Linked DNA regions of Mus musculus: region 2 is linked to region 1. Evidence: chromatin loops called from intact Hi-C (ENCODE). Cell type or tissue: left cerebral cortex. All regions are shown on one strand. Links, peaks and the distances in the headings refer to the core of each region. The heading gives the core; the rest is flanking DNA.

The links. Peaks named below come from ENCODE experiments on the same cell type or tissue, not always from the same donor. Only the 100,000 strongest peaks of a DNase experiment are listed, where the experiment ranks them.
Region 2: it touches region 1 in a loop (14-fold over the local background); 5 of 42 quality-filtered maps call a loop at or near these places.

The regions. Positions count from the first base shown.
Region 1 is chr8:100,769,173-100,777,517 of GRCm38, forward strand. No RefSeq gene overlaps it. Among named protein-coding and RNA genes, the nearest start is that of Gm39232, 47 kb to the left of the region's middle. In left cerebral cortex, for the core only: a CTCF peak has its summit at 3,738 (motif pointing left); a DNase peak (open chromatin) is centred at 3,749.
Region 2 is chr8:99,417,348-99,425,692 of GRCm38, forward strand. The region is part of intron 1 of A330008L17Rik (RIKEN cDNA A330008L17 gene); the gene reads left to right. It also overlaps a transcript of Cdh8 not described here. Among named protein-coding and RNA genes, the nearest start is that of A330008L17Rik, 4.8 kb to the left of the region's middle. In left cerebral cortex, for the core only: CTCF peaks have their summits at 1,471, 2,549 (motif pointing right) and 4,400; DNase peaks (open chromatin) are centred at 242, 2,578 and 4,320; H3K4me3 peaks cover 948 bases; H3K27ac peaks cover 390 bases.

The sequences.
Region 1 (8,345 bases), core at 121-8,120:
GAGAAAAAAGCACACCTTTGTGTCATCTGACACATGTTGGAACCAGGTTTGTTTTTTTTTTTTTTTTTTCCTTTGCCTATTATGAAGGGATGCTTATAAATGGCAATGAATAGAGCAAGTTTTAATTCCAAGAACTAGTTCACAGATATATAATTGACTGTATAATCCATTGTCTAAACTCTTGTCCATCATCAGGTAATGGACCAGGGCCATCATCACTGTTTAGTAGTGACAGTCTTGATATATTAATTCACACACTTCTCTATTTAGGCCATTTAGTCTGTCATTTAGAGACCTGAATCCAGCATTAGGGGATTGCGCATAAAAGATAGTATTATGGTAAATTAGATACTTTTACTGTCATAGAAAAAGTAATATTTAAGGTGCCTTGAAAATTGGACATTCATGGGTTTGCTACAGTTGCCGGGAGAGAATGTCACTTTAAAAATTCCCAACAGCAAGTGGGCTGGAAATAGTTCTGAGAAGATTGATTACCCCAGAGTGTAGTACTAGAGAATCCACCTACAAGTAATGGCCTTGGTCTATTTTTCTTTTGCATCATCCATTTATAAACCACAGCGTTCTAATCAGTGGAGAACAATGAGCAATTGTGCCCAGTGTATGGTGGTGATGGGATGAGCAGGTCTCTGAATGAATAATCAGTGATGTTACTGAAAACCACAGGGCACGACGTAGATGGAGTGGCTAGATGTGAGGGGACTGATTGCGGTGGTGCCCCATCAGTCCAAGGATGCTCAGGCTGGGCTCTCTCTTATTTATGTCCTTTAGCATGCAAAAGCAGTTAAATCCACTGGTAAACACTCTCTGCATTTCATTCTTTAGCACGAAAGTCAGGGAAAGACAGAGCAAGATAGTAATGGAATGTATTTTTGCAGCAATTCATGTGACTTGTGTGTTGTGCTCTAGCTAGGAATTTTGGACCTAGTAATATGAAGGGGACATATCTTCTCTTAATGCTCACAGTTAATAACTCTGAGAAATATAGCCCAATTAACCACAGAGAACAATTGCATTGTAACCTACCCATACATGTGCCCAAATCTGATCTCAAGAATCCAGTCTCCTCCTATCCTCAGAGTCTTTCCAGCATTGTCTATTAAGGTAAAAGACTACTTCACACTGCACATTAGATTTAATTGGCTGCTTAATTCACGTTAGACTTATTATTTGTTTGTGGCTCCCTATCTACCGCCTTGAATTTTCTTTCTCATGAGCAAGCACACATGCATTTTAGCTTAATGAATCCCAGTGACTACAAAAGGCAATCTTTGGTTTTGGTGCTCATCATAGATTTTGAATGGAGTTACAGTGACTGTACTCACACACAGCATGTGCATGGTAAGCAAAGTGTTATGTGCTGCACACAAGGGTGCAAATAAGACGTTTAAATCATGTTAAAGGAGACTTTAGACTGGCTTCTGGAAGCCTCAAAAATGTTCCAAACTTCTACATAGAATCTTTAAGTTGGTAACCTGTCAGCACCCCAAAGCTGAGTCTTGGCCAGCAGAACTGAGTCCACACACCTTTAAAAATAAAATAAAATAAAATAAAATAAAATAAAATAAAATAAAATGAAATGAAATGAAATGAAATGAAATGAAACAAAATAAAATAAAATAAACAACAACAACAATAACAACATAAAGCCCCCAGAAAATGGTAGAAAGACAGCTAAGGAAGACCATGTGTTCACCTTCTGCCTACCTGCACTTAAAAACTGAGACAACTCTGCTGTAAAAAGTGAAGATGATTTTTCCAAGATTATGTAAGCAATTTAAAGTGATAGTTCGAAGAGTCTTCAGCATTTTATATCCAGGGCCCCATGTGTTTGAGACTCCTGATATTTTTGGTTTCTTGAGGCTGGAATGTGTGTTTGGTTCTCTAACTCTGCGTTTGTGTCAGCAGTCACCTATCCACCAGGCTTCTTTAGCCTGATTACCTAGTAAAGTGGAAATGGAAGCTTTGCTATTCGGAACTGAATCCTGTGACTTCTTGTTACTCCTTCAAGCTAAGTTTGGCTGCCCTCTGATTTAGAGCAATGCACTGCTTTTCATGTTAAGAGATTAAAACATAATATCTTTTATGGAATGGTCCAGGTATGGCCTTTGCGACCAATCTACATCTCCAGCCTCACACTACTTCCTTCTCTGATCTTTATCCAAATGCAATAAGAAACACTGAGGAACACATAGGCAGCAGACAGGAGCCTTGAAATTACCTCAGCAATTTGTTCTGTGCCCTTGAGTAAACCTCTTAGTTGGAGTCTAGGTTTGCAGATGTGTAAAAGAGGAAGTGGTCAGACACAAAAGGAGGTATAGAAATTGATGGAGAGTTAAATAAGAACTGAATCAACTGAGATAACTAATATGAATATACTAATGTTTTATTTTTTTTCATGAACTTTGGCTTAATTTTCTTTCATGCAGTTGTATCTCAGGTACCCAGACTGGTCTCTGACTCACTATGGAATTGAAGATGACTTGGAGCTTCTGACCCTCCCGTCTTCATTTCCTGAATGCTGGGATTATAGGTCTATCCCTCAATGCCCACCTATGTTCATATTCTTTACAAAAATAAGTATGTCTTGATCACTCCAGTCACTCTGGCAGTTCATATTCATTCTTAGAAGACAAAAAACAAACAAACAAACAAGCAAACAAGCAAACAAAAAAATAGGTTATTTCTTCTAGTTTGCTGAAATTAGCTTAATTTTTTCCTTTATCTCCCAAGGTAGCATTAATTACACTCAATACTCTTTCATATTTTTCTGTACTTCTGTACCTGATCAACATTTACATATTGCAGGCACACTGATTGTTTGAATCAGTACTTTACATAGATATTCTTTTCTACAATAATGGAACTGAATGGAGTTCTAAAACAAGTGGCTAAAGACCTTTCAATGGTAGTTTCCCCCAAAAAGACTGGCCAGCTCTGTGATGGCCTTTTTAAAAGTTCATGTAACTGTCTTAGAGGGCTGGAATGAAAACCAATGGCTCACACAGAGCCCTATAGAGAATAGAGTCTAACTACATCTAAGAAATATTACTAGGTCAATGTATAGGCTGACATATATAAACGTGGTTGCTTTTCTCTTATAGCTATTTTAGGATGATTTTAATTCCATATGTTGATAACTATCAAAGATGACCATGAAAAAGAAAACAAGCAAAAAACATGACTTGTCTTCCCAGGGAATGAGAAGGCAGCACAGCAGTGTATATAACATATAGCTTTCACTTTTGTGGAATCATTGTACTCCTATTTCAACAATGCTGTATCCCCAGCATTAAGCTAAAATTGACTCATGAAGATCAAACACCACAGACATGCAAATTTTGAGTTCTGCACAAAAAAGGCATATTGAAACCAACATAGAATGGTCGAGGAAGAAACATCTTTAATTATCTAACATGCCGTTGTCATTTCCAACTTTCCAGTGTAGATTATAAATTAAAAGTGAACAAACATACTTAGAAATGCTATTAACCATATCTTGAAACAGATTTTTTTTTAAATTTGAAAACAATGATAATGAGAGGAAAGAAGTTGAAAAGTGTGACCAAAGTTCACCAAATGGATTCATTTTTAAAAGCACCTTCGTGTGACTTGGCAAGAGACTAAAGTGTAGGTATGGTGACCATGGCTCAGAGGTCAGAAACCCTCAGCTATTTTGCAGTTAGAGTTTGTTGCTGTTTTGAAGTGAGCCTGTAGCACCATCTAGAGGCAGCTGGCGATCCTACACACAGAGGGAACAAAAGGAAGCTCACCTATTTAACTAGCAGTGGTAAAAACAGGGCTGTGCATTTCAGTATAAAACTCCTTACAGAACGCCTCTGGAGGAACTGCATCCCACTCCCATTAACCTACCACCACAGAGTTCATTACACGCAGAATCCAAGGCTCCAGAAGCGAAAGCTTCCCTCCTAACTTCCCCACGGAGAGCAGAGTTGCTGACTTTCAAGTAAGTTTAATGCATTCTGCACGTTGTAAGGGAATCCTGCCATGTCTCAGACTTCGTGTCAGGTTCTGGGGAACAGAGCCAAAACTATATTACTATTTCTCTATATCCCCTAGCCCGCATATCCATAAGTAACCACATGTATAACTTTTCTCCTATATTATACTTTGGGAAATTTCCTAGGTGGTAAGAGCAGAAACATTTCAAAGCAGTTGCTATATTTCAAAACACTTTTCCACAGAGAACCACTAGTGTGTGTTAAATGAAATCACGGATTCAAATAAGGTTAGAGCGTCAAGGAACCGTACAGTGTTAAAACACAGAACAAATTGTGGTATAGAGAAGTTACTCGGATTTCTCTTATTACAAGCATAGCTATATTGTATTGGCCGAGGACAATGCATTATATTTTAACATATTTATCTGGTTTTCATGACAGAAGTGTACCACTAACTAGCTTTTAAACAGAAGTCCTGATGTTTAAAAATACTAATATTTTAAATTCACATGAATTAGGTCTAATTGCCATAACTTTATTGAAGATATAAATTTTAACTAAAATATATTTACATATAATTCTGTTAATACACAAATTCCAAATTTGCTAACTTCCACACTTCATTCCAATCTTTTACTATTTACATCATATGCATTGATGATGGAGGAATGGCTATTGAAAGTGTGCCTTTTTAACTAACTTGGAATCCATCATATTAACGTCTTCACATCTGCATGGCCTTCTTGGTCCAAGAAAGATGAAAATCATAAAATTCAGTGTATTTCAGTGCTCTTTCCATACCAAGAAAATTTGAGCTGAAAATACTATTCTTCATGCACTGAAAACAATTTAGCTTCTGTTATTTCTCATTTCTATAATTTCTGTCTTAATATTTGCTCGGTTATTTATATGTGAAAGACAGACAGACATACAGGCAGACAAAGAAAGGGATTAGGATTTCTGAAGGAAATTTGTGTAAATTATCATTGCCAATAAAATTATTCATTAGATCCTTTATTCTCCCTTTAATTCTTATAGAAAATTTCTGTACCATATTTTAAGCTTGTGAAGTCATGAATTACCCTAACATTTTTACCTTATAAATACTTCTAATTTGCTTATAAATCTCTCCTGGGGTCATGATTATGTTCTTATATAATGGTATCCTTTGTATAAAAGCTGTCAAGGACCCTGACCGAAGATCAGCCAAAATGCACATCTATCATTCGTGATTTAGTTTCATGTACTGTTCAAAAAAAATCTTATTTTAACCTCAGGTCCATGAGATTACCCAATTCTAACACATCTGTGGTACTTAAAGCTCTTTGGGGGCTTGTCTTTTTCTCCTGATGAATGGAGGGTAGGTCAACTAAGATATTACCTTTCGTGTGGCATGCATTTCTTAACTTCAAGTTGTGGTCTATGTCCATTATCGGGAATTTTGCAGAGCCCTGTGAATTCTGCCATTATAGTAGCAGAAGACACAAGAAAGTAAGATATCAATTTTAATCTAAGTCTTGAAATCCAAAGAGTTTATGATCCTAACATTTTATCAACATAAGAAACTACATGCCTAAAGAGCCAAGGCTACAGTAAACTCTATGCTTCCTTGTTATAATATGAGTAGCTAATTGCTAGCTGTGGTCATAAATGCACCAGTCTACTTATCTTTGTTCACCCGAGGAGTAGTAGTCATTAATATTTGAGTAGAAGTTTCTGTATTGTTTTGCATCACTAGGACTTGTATCAAGCGTCTTTCTTCTAAACACAAGCCAGAGACTCTCCCACTGAGCTTTTTGTCCAGCCTCTAAATACTTTATTTACATAGTCAAACTTGTTAGAAAGATGATGTGACAAAATTTTATCAGCAATTAATTTTTCTAAAGTAAATGAGTTTCGACAACAGATTTAAAAATGAAAATGAGAAAATTTAAGGAGATATTTAATTGAGAGTATGTGGTTGAAAATTTAGTCACTTTCCAAAATAATTATAAAAGTTTCGTGTAGTGAACACTGTATCATTTGTAAATTTGTCTCATTTATTTTAAATGTGAAAATTAATGTAATAATGGAGAAAATCCATGTTTGCTTTATTGACATGATTTGAGCCTATATAGAAGCCAAGTGTTTTTTTTTGTTTGTTTGTTTGTTTTTTGTTGTTGTTTTTTTTTATCAAATTCACTTGCAGGCAACCATATTAGTATTTTTTTTTCTACACATCCTGTGAGAAGGGCAATGTTTCAATCACTTCTATTTAAAATGTGACTCTCTAAAACATCCCAGCAAGCTGTTCTATCTAAGGCTGGGCTCTCTTTCCCTCAACCAAGAATAGGAGCAAGTGAATCCAAGCACAAGGTTGGAAAATGTCTTCTGACATAAATTTGAAAAGAAACACCTTGCTGGTACTTTCTTTCTTTGAAAACCAAAAGTTTTAGATTTGAAAGCATCTTGTTTATTGTTTTATTTAGATTTTACCTGGCTATGATTTTGATACAAATGGTAATTGGAGTCATCACTGCAAACGTTGCTTGCTGTTCAATTCTACTTCTCAATCTTTATATTCTCCTTAATTTTATGACTCTCTCTATATCTCTCTCTTGCTCATACACACACACACACACACACACACACACACACACACACACACACACCACACTCCACACGTCTTATCTCTCCATAGGTACTGTTTTATATGCATATCATCAATTTGATATAAATCATCAATTTGAGAATGTACAGTAAACAATAAATATGTCCATGCTTTCCTCATATTACTTTATAAGGAATCTAGTATTATAATAGCATAGAAAATCCCTTATTAACAGACTAAAGGAAGATCAAGTCAAACACTGGAAAAGAATAATGCAATCAAGGCAAGAGATGCATAGAGAGTGAAGATATAGGTGTTTGAACTCACTTAAAAGTGGATATAATCCTTAAAGTAACCATGCTACAATCCACAGATCCAAAGACATTACAAAACAAGGAAAGTTGATGGGAGAATACTTGAATCTCATTCATAAGGAGAAATAAATTTGTCATCTGAAGTAGATGGGGACTTCCAGTGGAGGGAGGGAGACACAAACTCACCCACAAAACCTTTGACCCAATATTTGTCCTACCTACAAGAAATGGAGGAATAAGCATGGAGCTGAACTTGAAGGAATGGCCAAACAATGACTGACCCAACATGAGGCCCACACCATAGAGGAGAACAAACACTTGCCGATAATTATGATATGCTTGCAGACAGGATCCTAACATAATTATCCCTAGAGAGGCTTCATCCAGTAGATGACGGAAATATGTGGAAGAGTCTGGTGAAGAAATGAGGGAGGTGAAGTGGTAAAGGGCACCACAAAAAAAAAAAAAAAAAAAAAAAAAAAACCCTACAAGCCAACTAACCTGAGCCCACAGGGGCTGAGATACTCAATCACAACCAATGAATATGCATCAGCTGGACCTTGGTGCCTTCCATATATGTAGCAGATTTGTTGCTAGTTCTATATGTGGGTCCTTTAATTATTGAAGTGGACTTTCCTGCATGCCAGGAAAGCAAGAGACTCCCAGGACCCAACTAGGATGACATTAGCTAAAATTCCCAACAAAGGGGTGAAAGAACATATAGAAACCATATCCAGAGGCTAGGCAGGCCAGAAGTTGAGGGATGGGGCCACACATCCATCTCAAAAATATTAACCTAGAATTGCTCCTGTTTAAAGGAAATACAGGGACAAAAATTGGAGCAGAGACTGAAGGAAAGGCCATCCAGAGACTATCACACCTGGGGATTCATCCCATATGCAGACATCAAACCCAGTCACTATTGCTGATTCCAAGAAGTGCTTGCTGACAGGAGCTGTTTCCTGAGAGGCTCTGCCAGGGTCTGAAAAATACAGATACCTTGCAGCCAACCATCAGACAGAGCATGGGGACCCCAATGAGGGAGTTAGGGGAAGGACTGAAGAAGCTGATGCTGTTTGCATCCCCATACGAAGAAAAACAGTCTCAACCAACCAGAATCCCCCAAAGTTACCAGGCACTAAACCACCAACCAAACAGTACACATGGGAGAACCGATGTCTCCAGCTGGGTATGTAGTAGAGGATTGACTTATAAGGTATCAGTGGGAGAGAAGGCCCTTTGTACTGTGAAAGCTTGATGACCCAGCATAGCAGAATGTTAGGGCAGTAAGGGGGAGTGGGTGTGTGGGTAGGGGAGCATCCCATAGAAGCAAGAGGGAGGTGGGATGGGATAGGGGGTCTGCAGAGGAGGAACTGGGAAGGGGGCTGACACTTGAAAAGTAAATAAATCAAATAATCAATTAAAAAATAATGGAAAAATCATTGGAGTAGGGATTATCTC
Region 2 (8,345 bases), core at 75-8,074, 1.4 Mb before region 1:
TCCGCACCCAAGTATAAGCCAATGCATATAGGGGCCACAGACCCATAGACCCAGGTCTCTTTTCTTGTGGCCATCAAGACTAACACGTGGAAATATTCAGCGGCATCGATCTCTGTTTGTCATTTAAACACTGTGAAATACATGACAAATTAAACATCCCTTACCTTTCTTCAAAACTCTCTTCCATGGAAGACAGGGGTTTATCTGTTTTCTGACTCACTAGACTAGACGTGAGCTCTGAAGATGGGTTTTTGACCATCTGGGGACAGAGCTGCAGCAGAAGGGGTGCAGAGGAGCAGACGCACGGGCTGTGGAGCCTGTACTGTCTGACTCGAATTAATGAGACGCAGTGAGCAGAATGGAAAAATAGGCACAATATGCTTATAATACTTATGCAAATTTGGCTTTTTGATGCTGTACCTAACCTCTCACGGTAAAAAGTTGAAGACATTGGCTATCAGGTTATTATCTGTTTGATTCACATTCTCGTTACCCTAAAGAAAGAAACTTGGTAAATTATTTGGGTGGGGGACACTAAAGAAAGAAACTTGGTAAATTATTTGGGTGGGGGACACTAAAGAAAGAAACTTGGTAAATTATTTGGGTGGGGGACAAGGGGTATTTTACCCCTCCAGCAGTTGCTGTTTGTTCTCTATTCAAAGGCTGTGTTCGCTTATGAGGAGGCATTCTGGCTTTGGCTAATTCTGTCTTAGAAAAGAACAGCAGTCAAACTCAATCAAATTATAACTGCCGTTAGACTAGACAGTCCCAAGTGGACAAAGAAATAGATCACACCTTCGGTTGTGCTTAATTTTCAGACATTCATTTTCACTTTGAACAAATGGTCTGAGCCTTTCCTTGGGGTACTTTCTTACATCTAGGAGAAGGAAAAAAAGGTCATATGTTCCTGAAGGCTGCGGATTGTCACAAGTAACAAAGTCATCTCAAAAGAAAAGACTGCCGGAGAGAGGATATCCTCTGATCTAATTTTCCTAAAAAGTAAAACTCAGCTGACAAGCCGAAGGGATTCAGAATCCAATGTCACCAAGTTCAGTTATAAATTTGTTTCAGTCATTGAAGCATGTTTACTCTTGCAATATCAAAGCATGTTATCTTCACTAACTCTTGGACCCCTGAAATTTAAGGTGACCCTATCCACATCCCTAATCTCTATGTGAAGCTCTGCAGTTGGACTTTCCTGACAGTTTCTTAAGGGAGGTCTGGGTGATTAAGAAGTGTGAAAGAGGATTAAGATAATGTTAAAAGCCCTATCAGGATATTTCTAAAATAATCAGGGATGCTGAAAGGCAAAGGCATTTGTCTCTTTCACAATTCCACCCACACTTAATAGAATGCAGTGCAATGTCTTGGTGGTGAGACTGTACTTCCTCAAGAAGGTGTTTTCTTTTCAGCATACTCTCTGGAGTCACACAAGTTCCCCAGGAGGAAGATGGTACTACACCAGCTTTTTCTAATGGTGACCCAAATTGCTTGCCTGGTGGAACTTCATTAGGAAGGATTAGTGAGGAAAGCTTTGATGGGACCAGAGTATAATCGTAGGGCACAATCACATCCACAGACAAAATGGAAACTTATCAGTGGTGGGAAAAGTTGGAGAAGGCCGGATGATCCTATCTGACTCCAGAGACTGCCAGATAGGCAGTTGAGTTCACTGGGATGAAGAGTGGGTAAGATGAAGATAGGCTTCAAGAAGTGATGCTTGTTGGTTTTCACTATGAACTGAAACTTTGTTTAATGGAGACAATACAAAGAAGTGGCTAGTTATTTAAAAGTTTAATCAAAGCCACCAGTTAGTATGCTTATAAGGAAGGGGAACATAGAATAAGGGGAGAGATAACTATACTTTCTCCATTTGAACAGGGAATGGCAGCATATCTACTATTGGCTGAATTAAGATGCACCCTTCTACCCTCTGTTCCCCCTTCAGCACACATTTATAACTAAACTAAAGTAATCAAAAAACAAAAGCAGATGTTTACTATGATATAATGACAGTGAAGTTTGCTTGCTTGGTTGGTTTTCTCCTATTTTAGTCTTTGGTGAACTAATGAACTCGAAGGTTTCTCTCTGATTCTACCAGGTTCAAAACTGTGGAGGGCAGAGTCTGTGAATGAAGGGTTTTTACATTGGGATATCAGCCTATAATGTTACCACTTTCAGTAAAAAAAAAAAATTAAAAAAAATTAGTATCTACGATCTGAAGCAGCCCAAACAAATACAGTGTGAAATACACACAGTCTTCTCTGCAAATTTCCTAAGAATGAACAATTTTAGAACAGTGCTCATCCTGGGAGGGCAAAGGATATGTTGGAACAATGACACAATCAAATATCACTTTGGAGATGGCATTAGAGCTCAGTGGAGAGTGATTGTCTACTGTTCAGTAAGCTAACTGTTCAATCCCTAACAGAGACCCAGAGGTGGGGCAAAGAAGACTGGAGAAAAGAAAATTAAACCTCTTTTAAGAAGGTTTGTTGATTTATATTCATTTATCTGTATATGTATCTAACTGTGTGTGCAGATGCCTGCAGAGGCCAGGAGAGGGCATCAGATGTCCAAGAACTGCTACAGGTGACTGTGAGCTTCTTGAGTAGATACTGCGAATAGAACTGTGGTCCTGTGAAACAGCCGTAGGTGCTCTTGATCACTGAGTCATCTGCCTAACCTCTCAATCTTTATCTTAAAGTACCGTATTGAGGAGGTCTTAAGAACAAAAGAGCCTTTCCGAAAAGTTAATAAATATTTAATTAAGCAGGATAGCTTTAAAAAAATTATATGAGATTGTTTTAAACCAACCCCTTAATAAAATCATTAAAGGATATGACGGTGCCCAAACCAAATCACGGAGCAATTATGGGGATTTCCCCAAGACAAAGGTACTCGGCCGGAGGGCCTTCGATGGGTTCTGCCTCAAGCACTTTCTGAAGATTTGTCAGAAATGGAATTGTGCATTCTAGAATCTAGGTGATGTTTAGAAATCTGGGTTGTAGCAAATGCTCCAGGGAGTCCTATCACTGCTGTGGTTTGCAAACCACTGCCTTAGGCAATTTCTTTTTCATATGATAAATGTAAAAAACGAGAAAGGACAAAAAGAAATGAGTGTTGTATTAGTGCATTTTTTTTTAATGAAGTGTTCTGGTTTCCAAATACTACTATCATAAGTCACAGAAATAAATAGAAAAATTTACCCTAAATCACCCTGTGATTACTTCAGTTGTATTAATTATGGGATTTAATAACTGACTTTGTTTTTTAGAAGTAGTTACCAATTCTTGAAGTAAAATCCTCTTTAAGTTTGCAGTTTAAGATTCCAGACGTTGAGCATTCTCTACTACTGACTTTAGCTTTCCCTGACTCTAGGGTTCTATCTCTGAATATTGACTGTAGTTCCTCATCTACAGCTTGCCATGATTATTTTTTGTAAATGATGGTATAAACACTTTCTGAAAAACCACATCTGTGCAGAGAGCATTTTGAAGAAGGTGGTCAGAATGGAATTATCTTCCATCTTCCCAGGTGCTCAAAACAAGATAAGCCCCAATTCAGCTTCTCAACAGAAATGAAGGAGGCAGGGGAAAGGCAGATAGATTTAAAGGGACTGGACAAAGCTATCACATAGGCCAGCCCTGATCTTGCAGACTACACACTTGAACATTTACATTTTAATCTTACTTGCTTAGTTCCTTCCTTCCTTCCTTCCTTCCTTCCTTCCTTCCTTCCTTCCTTCCTTCCTTCCTTCCTTCCTCTCTCTCCTCCTTCCTTTCATCTTTTAATGTGGGAATAAAAACTAAATTAAGATCCTGGAACCCTCTTGTTTTTCTTGGGAGCTAAACAGATATAAAATTTTAAGAAATATTTCACATACTTTTTAAGCAAGGCAGAGGAGAGAAAAAGTTCTCTTTTACTACTTGTCAATTGTAACATTTTATTCAACATCACAGTATACTTAAATTTAGATAATTACCATTATTTGAATGGACATGCCTACTCTTCACATCTCATTATAGATATAAGGATGAGCACAGATCTATAGAGGAGAGGGGAAATTGTCCTCTTACGTATCAAATGAAGTTTTTTGGTTCTGATTAGTTGTTATCAAGTCATTTAGTACCGAACAAAGCACGCACACGTGCATTTGGGAAAGACTGAAAGGGTGAAAGGAAATGTCAGCTCAGAGACTGTGTGCAGTATTCTTTTGTCAGTCAAAGTTGCACACTGCTGTCTAAAGATGTTTCCGCTCATTTATTACAGGTACTGCCATGTAGGAAACTGCCTTCTGCTTGTCGGTTTCTCTTCTGCTTGCGCAGGCACCAGTCCTGTTAGATGGATATCGAAGCCGGGTTGTTTTTTTTTTTTCCTTCTACTTCAAGTGCCCTCTAGCGAGCAATATCTGTGCAGGTTGCTATGTAAAGGAGGTGGAATGAAGAAAGAAGAAAGAAATCCACCAATTGGGGTCCTCATTCCTGGAGTGCTCCTCTCCGTTTTCTTTATGTATTTTTTTTTTCCTTCCTCACAGTGGTCATTTCCTCATAAGTGTTTGGCAAAACAAAAAAGGTGTCGTTGCTTTTGCATGTGAAACACATCGTTCATTTACTAAACTGAAGCGAATGTTAATCCTTTCTCAGGGATTTCTCTGGAGCTCTCTTGATGATTTTTCCTGAAGTTTCATACACCACAGTAATCAGGCAAATAAAAGAAAGTAAGTTGCTCCCCAGGAAGAAATTCTGTTTTGTTCCCATTTTGACAGCAGAGCAGCTCTGAGGCCTTTTGATGCAAATTGATTAACCTCTCCATGGGCTTTGAGTTTGTGACTCCAGAAAAGTGCATAATACTTCTCTCTTACCTCAGGGGGGTGGTATGAGGCTTAATTGAAGCACATAAAACAATTTCAGTTCCTCAGACCCAATTTGATATACAGTCAGACTCGCTTTTCATCTCCTAACAGGGCTTCAAATTCTCTTCGGTTGTCTATAGCGCAGCTCGATTGAGACTCTATGTTTTCATAAAGATGTTGTTAAAACAATCTCTTCTGTAAATAGTGGACTTGCTTAAGAGATTTTTCAGGGTTCCGGCCTGTTAAAAGAAAAGAAAAGAAAAATTTAGATGCTCCAAAAACATGACTATATATAATAAATAGAGCTGCATTAAGTAAGAGAAGAAATCTTACAAAGCATTCACTGGGCATATGTTTTATGCAAACTAATAATAGCAGAAGGTAACTTTACTCACACAAACATCCCATTAAGCAGTTACTATGAGCACAGAAGAACTGCGAAGGCATTATTCAAATGACTGGGTTTCCGGATACCTGTTACTTGAGTCTCCTTTACTGCTATTACTATGCAGCATCGTGTTTGAGCTTACCCTCTGACTGAGCTATCTTCAAGGGCAAACGTAGAGTGAGGCAAGCTGCCACGTAATCTACTCCATTAGATTCTTTACTTACTGCATCTCTTTAATTATTAAAACGCTGTGGATGGTAGCCGTTGTTTGCATCGTTCACTGCACTACAAAACGGAGGCTCAGAAAATGTAACTGATCCCTTCCCCGGAATATACAGTTAATGACACAACAATTTAAATCAAAATTGTTTGACAGGAGGTCTGAAGAAATGACTCAGTTTCCAAATGCACAGAGTTTTTGCAGAGGGCCTGACTTTGGTTCCAAACCCCCACCTTGGGCCTGTAACTCCAGCTCTTGTGAATCCACCTAGTGTCTGAGGGCACCTGCACTCACACACAAACACTCTTACACATTCACACATACAGAAATGAAAGCATGCATATAAATAATATCGGATCATGTCTGATCCTCTTAAATATTAAAATTATACTAATGCAAGACTATCAAAAACTACTTTTTTTTCTGTTGCAGTAGAGGAAAGTTAAATTTTCATTCTATCACTATGCAATACTTTTAGTCACTTATAACTCACTTTTAACTCAAATTTTACTTCACTGAAAGGATTCACACATTGAAATGAAACAGAAGTAAGTGTTTGCAAATGCAAACATTATCACAATATTTACCTGTAAGTGGGTTTATAATATATATCCTAGGATTCATGGATACCAAGTTAAATACAAATTTTCCAAAGAGTTTAAAACAAGGCGATAAAATAATACCATCATTAATCATAAATACCATTACGGAAATTCTCTGGGAATAATAATTTGAAAGGTACTCAAAGTCTTGTTTAATTGCTCATTTTTAAAATTCAAGAATGCTGCGGTTCTATTATTATGATTTACATTTGTATAGCCCTTTATATATATTTTTAAGCACACTTGACTTCATACATGATCTTTGCAACAATTGTGTGAGATGTGCTGGTCTATTATTACACAAGGTTTACAGTAACAGGCTTTTAGAGGCAATGGAGTCCTTACAGAACATCTTCATTTTATAGGAATTGAATTGGCCAGTTTTTTAAATATATGAACATAGATACATAGTTATGTAGCTAGATAGCTCTTGAAAGACACTACTATCAGATCACAGATATTTAAAGGTTGATAACGACCTACCTACTTTTACACATATGATTCTGGGGAAAATGAGCTAGTACACTCAAGAATATGTAAGATATGGAAATAAAAGCCCAGATAATAAACAGTACAGTTTAGAACCTTAATCTGCAATCTAGAAAAGGCAAGCTCTCAGTTTCTAATGAGAGCAAGGATATTTGCTTCTTTCACCAAGTCTCTATAGAGTCTAAAAATACGATCTGTTGTTTTGTAATGCTTGAAATGTTTCAGAGCCTTGGAATATGACTCTCACATACAATACACGAGGTTCCTTCAAAACAGATCTTATTGAATGAAAATTTTTGGATTCAGTATTGTTAATAAATCAGTTATCAGGAAGATATTTGCATCACGTATCAGTAATATAGAAATATAAAACAAAAACCAAAGCTAAAATAGGAAACAACAAAATAAACTAAACTCAAATATGCCTTAAATCTTTTTCTGGTAACCATTAATTAATAATTCAAATAGTAAACCTACAAAAAATTCTTTTCTACTGGAGATAGTTGTTAAAATGGATATTTCTATTCTTCAGAAGCAGAAAAACAGCCAACATACATGACTTGCCCAAAACACAGAATGTGGTGAATCTTTTTTCTTTTTCTTCCATGTTTGCATGAAGTTATTCATGATTTCTTACTCCAAATTATGTCATTGTTTTTGGTCTAGAGAAAAATGGTTCATTGTGTTGTTCTACTTCCTCCAAATTACATACAGAATATAAAATGAAAATAAATGCCACCAGCAGAATAAATTAGTGTTGAGCAATTAAGTTTTTTATTTGGAACCATGGGGAAAAAGATATATTTATATATTATATATTTTATATATTATATTACAAGTATATAAAATATTTAATAAATATTTAAATATATAAGCATATATATATATATATATATATATATATATATATATAGAGAGAGAGAGAGAGAGAGAGAGAGAGAGAGAGAGAACGGGAGATATGTATATAGATATCACTTTATTTGTTACCTGTAGTAAATCTTAATATTTCAGATGAAGAGTTTTGATGGGAAATGTATTTTACATTTTAAAATATAATTGGAATTTTGTTTCTCTTCTGATATTGCAACCAAAGTACCTTGTGTGTTCCAGGCAAAGGAAACTTGCCTTGGTGTTCTGAAATTGATAAAACTTTCATTAGTTTTCACAGAAAAGAACTGAGGCTTGCAAGAAAATGTAAGACATTTGAGGCAAGGTATAAGTCTTGTTTCAACTCTTGGAATAAAATGCCTCTCTCCTTAATTTTGACTAGCTAATTAAATAGTTTCTTTTATATATGCTCTAAGTCCAAGTTTTCTGTGTGTGTAAGAAGTACTCCCATGAGAGATGTTGAAAACACGATCTGCCTGTGGATGCATATAATCATCTCTTCCACGAACCTTTTAAAACCCCCACGACCCAAGAAGCACAGACACAAAAGACATCATTTGCTACATTCGCACTGTGTATTCTGACCATGTTATATGTTTTTCCTGCTCAGACAAGGCATTATGCCTGCGCTCAATCACCCTTTAAATGGTACCCATCGCTGTTCCTGAGCATATTCTGTGCTCGAGGCAAACCACCCTCCTTTCATTTCTCTTTAAATTATAATTTTCTAAATAGTTTATACCTTCTGCAATAAAGCAACACTTCTTGGAGATAAGATTAGACTTTCTTGGGATATACACATGGCTCAGTGAGTCAATATTTATCTCATGGCCTATTTGAGGTCCACAGATAGGTTTAGTCCAATGTACCACCACCACCACTACCACCACCCAATAAATAAAT